2 separate regions of the Homo sapiens genome follow, and region 2 is linked to region 1. A link is a contact called in ENCODE Hi-C or POLR2A ChIA-PET data. All regions are on one chromosome and are shown on one strand. Each heading gives the region's core, a stretch centred on a gene start or an enhancer-like site at or near the end of the contact. The rest is flanking DNA. Distances are from core to core; before and after follow the strand shown.

Region 1 (2,546 bases), core at 14-2,513:
CTCAAGAAGGGCCCTATGCATGGCCACAGAAGTCTGAGGCCATAGCCCGTGATTTTGGCACTGATCATGCCCTCCCTGGGGGTAGCAGGAGCCATTAGTTCAATCCTAGCATTAACTTGACCATATTTGGATAAAACATCAGTATTGATCTTAAGTACTATTAGCGAGACCTGCCTATATTACCAGTAGCCAAGGCAGCAGAAGCAGAAACAGCTGGAAAAACTACAAATTGGGGCCATCAGGGGCAGATGTATCTTGGCACTCAGGGCTACAGAACATGTGGAAAGAGGCAGCAACAGCACCTCCTGTGATTTTTATGCAAAGATTGAGGAGGGACTCAGAGCTAGCATGTCAGTTTGTTACCCTTGTGATTTTCGTCCATGCTCTTGATTATTTTTTTTTTTTGAGGTTATATGTCCAGGAGACTCAAGAGTTATGGAAGAAAATAATGGAGCAAGAAAAGATGGAGCAGAAGAAAGGGAGAATGGCCCATTATTGGGAAAATTCTGTCTATAGAAAGAACACTGTGATTGGTTAAAACAAAAGCAGCAACAATAAAATTACCAAACGCCTCTGTGTTCTGGACAGTGTGCTGGACAGAAGGGACATAGAGACAGTGGGACAAAGTCATATAACTCTATTCATATCTTTATCTTAGCTCTTATATTATAATCATCTACTTACCTGTCTTTCTAAAAAGACTGAGCTCTTCTAAGGCAAGGATACTGTCTTTTGTATCTTTGTGTCTCCAATGTATACTGTATCCTTGCTGACTATGGAACTTGCTGTGCAAACTGAGACACTTGTGAGAATGAAATGGGTGCTATAAATGATTACTCCTGGGTGATAGGCACAAACCAGGACTTTCCCAGGCAAAAGGAAGAAGCGCTGTACAGAATATGTATTTTCAAAGATAAATGCACCTCGGGTCAATTCTTTGAACTCAAGGCAAATCTTGGAACAGCCTCTGAGCTAAGCAGCAATTGACAACGGAGAGCATTTTGACTCTTTAGTTTTGTGTCAGTTGGGGCATCTTACCATTGTGCATTATTGGGTTGTGACTGTGCAGAAACCCAATAAAAAAACAGGCATGTATGAGACTAGATGTTCTACAGTCATCCAAAGAATGACAAAACCGTTTCAAGAGGAACATGATAAGATCTGCTGGCAAGGATCTTTATTGGCATCCTGGGAACTTCTGGGGTGAATGTGTGTGCTGAGCTCAAATCAGAATATCTGCAGGAAAAAAAAAAAAAAAAAAGAAGAAGAAAAAGAAGAAGAAGCCAGACCAGGAAAGTGAAAGGAAATGGATATCGCTGCTGGAGGCAACGACTAATTTAAGCAGAGTAGGAGAAAAACTCTTTTTTTTTTTCCTTTGTGCCAGTTCCTTTTACACGACTTCAGAACATTCTATGACAACCCAGCGTGCAACTTGGCACTGTCAGAAGAGTCCTGGGAAAGAAAGGAAATGCGGTAAGAAATGGAAACAGAGTATTGTTGTTGAGAGCCTGGAGACCATTTGCAGAGTATTTTGCTCAGGGGGGAGTAAGAAAATAGGAAAAACCTTAAAAAAAAAAAAAGAGTAAACAGTAAATTTCTCCCTCATCTCCATCTCTTTTCACTGGAGGCAACAAGGAAAGGAATGAATTTTCATGTTTGTCTGGGATTCTTCCTATGTAGAAAACAAAAAAAGAACTCAGTCAGATAAAACAAAAACTTTTTCCAAGACTCATCGTGGAGGGGTGGCCTTAGTGTGAAATGATGATGCCCACTGATGGCAGAAAACCTCTTTTCTTTCTACCTCAGGTTTGGCCCAGTGCCCTTTGTCTAAGTCTCTTTTTTCTGTCAACAGAAATTGAGTCTGTAGCAACTATATGTAATGGTCTTCCCATGCCTTCAGTATTTCTTTTTTCATTTTCTTTCTTTCTTTTTTTTTTTTTAACTTGAAGTTCCGGGATACATATGCAGAACGTGGAGCTTTGTTACATAGGTATACGTGTGCCATGGTGGTTTGCTGCACCTACTGATCCATCCTCTAGGTTCCCTCCCCTCAACCCCCACCCCCAACAGGCCCCAGTGTGTGTTGTTTCTCTCCCTGTGTCCATGTGTTCTCATTGTTCAACTCCCATTGATGAGTGAGAACATGTGGCATTTGGTTTTCTGTTCCTGTGTTAGTTTGCTGAGGATGATGGCTTCCAGTTTCATCCATGTCCCTGCAAAGGACATGATCTCATTCCTTTTTATGGCTGCATAGTATTCTATGGTATATATGTGCCACATTTTCCTTATCCAGTCTATCATTAATGGGCATTTGGGTTGGTTCCCTGTCTTTGCTATTGTAAATAGCACTGCAATAAACATATGTGTGTATGTCTTTATAGTACAATGATTTATATTCAACATTTCAAACAGCACATTTGAAGTAGACATGGGAGAGTTTCCAAGAGACCACTCATTCATTGTAAAATAAATAAATAAATAAATAAAGGTGGTGGGGGGGCGGTTTGAGTGTCTTTTCTTTTCTGTAAAGGAATAGTAGCTCACTC
Region 2 (2,546 bases), core at 26-2,525, 58 kb after region 1:
GCTATCAAGAAGATTGTGAGCAGTGAATTTATTTCCTACTGCAATTTTACACTAAAACTTTCACATGGTGACTTGTTTTCTCTCCATTCTTTTGCTCGTATTCTCTTACAACATCAAGATTATGTTCTGTGCCTAACAAGCCCATTCAATGTTGTCTTCCACAGCTTTCAGACAAGCTCCTTTCCAATTAGTGAAACTTTTCTTCTTCCCATCAAATGATAAATACATGATTATTCTGATTTTAATATGAACATTCCAGCTGGCATGAAAATAACTCTCTAATTGCAAAAGAACAATTTATTACCTTTATATGCATTTTTTTTTTTTAGCATCCATTGAGTATTTATGTGGCATAAGGCACTATGGTTGACAGACATAAAAGTACATACCCATTAACTAATTACTGATGCATTAATATATGTATTGATATACATAGAGATAGAGATGATAAAGCTATAGAAAAACTATGAAATCATGAGCAACTGAATTTGCTGAAATGGCTGTATTATTGGACATTGGTTTTCAAAAGTTCAAACGACTGCAGTGAAAGTTTTTATTTTAAGAGCAATCATTGAAAGAATCAACTGACCTTGCTGTTCTCTGTCTCAAGTCAGAAAATAAACAGAGAAAGTGTATCTTAGTGGTTTGCAAGTGATTCAGAGCAGGATGCTCAGCTATTAGAAAGTCATCGATTCGGCTGGAGGAAATGAGTTGGCTGAAGCACGAGATATAAGCCAATGCCCAGGATTGTGAGGTCAGGGCAGGATGCCAAGATGAACTACATTTCCTGGCAAGAATTCAAGCTCATTGCCAAAGGCCTTGCTGTTATTCTGAATCCAGGTTTTGTAACCTTTTCAAAAACTCTTACCTTGATATTCAATATTTTTCATTCAACCTTTCTATTTTTCAAGATGCACGATATTAGTATGACATTTATATAAATTTAAATGCAACCTAAAAATCCACATTTTAAGTTAAAATCCATTCACTGCTTTAAGGCTATTTTTTTTAGGGTGACAATCAACATTGTCCATTAACTTTATTTTCAGACATATCTCTCACCCTGGAAAATAAGCAAGCTTGCCAGGAATGTTACTCAGAAAAAAAAAATTAATGGTTCAAAAATATTAAAGCCGTTAGCCACTGCTGACCAGACTGCTTCAAATAATGTGTATTGGGAAGGGTCATGACTGGATGGGAAACCAGCAGACATCAGTTCTATTCTGGGCTTGACTTCCACGTGACCTTCTCAATTCACTCAATTTTTCTGTGGTTCAGTTTGCTCAGGTTTCAAAAAAATGGAATGATAATACCAGGATGTTGTGGGGAGTCATCAGATTAGCAAGAAGCTTTGGACTCTTGAGACACACCTAATGTAGAAATAGATGATATCCAAGACTTGCCTCAGAACAATACATCTTGTATTCTATGTACTGTATTCTCCTTTTTTCTTCTCTCATTGTTTTAAAGCCCCATGAATTATTCCTTTCAGACACTGCATTGTTGTTTTGAATTGTTGCTCGGTAACAAATGATGAGATAAATGTTTCAGGGGCGTCCATGTGAAGAGACCACCAAACAGGCTTTGTGTGAGCAATAAAGCTGTTTATTTCACCTGGGTGCAGGTGGGCTGAATCCGAAAAGACAGTCAGCGAAGGGAGATAGGGGTGGGGCCGTTTTATAAGATTTGGGCAGGTAAAGGAAAATTACAGTCAAAAGGGGTTTGTTCTCTGGTGGGCAGGAGTAGGGGGTCACAAGGTGCTCAGTGGGGGAGCTTTTTGAGTCAGGATGAGCCAGGAAAAAGACTTTGACAAGGTAATGTCATCACTTAAGGCAAGGACCGGCCATTTACACTTCTTTTGTGGTGGAATGTCATCAGTTAAGGCGGGGCAGGGCAATTTCACTTCTTTTGTGATTCTTCAGTTACTTCAGGCCATCTGGGCATATACGTGCAAGTCACAGGGGATGCGATGGCTTGGCTTGGGCTCAGAGGCCTGACATTCCTGCCTTCTTATATTAATAAGAAAAATAAAACAAAATAGTGTTGAAGTGTGGGGGGTGGCGAAAATTTTGGGGGGATGGTATGGAGAGAGAGAATGGGCGATGTTTCTCAGGGCTGCTTTGAGCGGGGTTAGGGGTGGCGTGGGAACCTAGAGTGGGAGAGATTAAGCTGAAGGAAGATTTTGTGGTGAGGGGTGATATTGTGGGATTGTTAGAAGAAACATTTGCCGTGTAGAATTATTGGTGATGGCCTGGATACGGTTTTGTATGAATTGAAAAACTAAAAAATGGAATAAGAGAAGGAGAAAAACAGGTATAAAAGGTCTAAGAATTGGAGGACCCAGGACATCTGATTAGAGAGTGCCTAAGGAGATTCAGCGTAGTCCTGCCAGCAAAGATTATTTACTTCAAGAGTTTAGAGTGGCAGTTTGGGGATAGCACCAGGAGATATCAGCTGTGATGGCTTGGAGAAACAGTGTAAACCGGCAGTGTAAACAAGAGCAGGGCATGTATGAGTAGTTGAGAACGGTGAATAGGAGTATGACT

Evidence for each region. A loop is a pair of places that touch in the nucleus more often than their neighbours do. ChIA-PET counts read pairs that join two places held with the same protein, here RNA polymerase II (POLR2A). Pooled maps may share reads with other maps.
Region 2: POLR2A ChIA-PET joins it to region 1 with 14 read pairs in BJ. The contact joins the enhancer-like site here to the promoter of LINC01085 in region 1. A Hi-C loop is called at or near these places in 3 of 168 maps with a recorded cell type or tissue (B cell and CD14-positive monocyte), 23 of 37 single-sample maps with no recorded cell type and 6 of 50 pooled maps. POLR2A ChIA-PET finds 5 or more read pairs at or near these places in 4 of 52 experiments (BJ, GM12878, OCI-LY7 and 1 more).

What each region holds. Positions count from the first base shown.
Region 1 is chr4:14,110,705-14,113,250 of GRCh38, forward strand. It overlaps LINC01085 (long intergenic non-protein coding RNA 1085), which reads left to right and starts at 1,264. Exons shown (of 3, transcript NR_033931.1): 1 at 1,264-1,473.
Region 2 is chr4:14,168,401-14,170,946 of GRCh38, forward strand. All of the region lies in intron 1 of LOC124900670 (a long non-coding RNA gene), which reads left to right. Among named protein-coding and RNA genes, the nearest start is that of LINC01085, 58 kb to the left of the region's middle. RefSeq lists an enhancer at 1,725-2,296. Within about 2 kb of position 1,276, at least 4 of the 41 ENCODE cell types and tissues checked have a DNase peak (open chromatin) inside an H3K27ac peak, as active enhancers do; they include CD14-positive monocyte, where a contact is called at or near this core.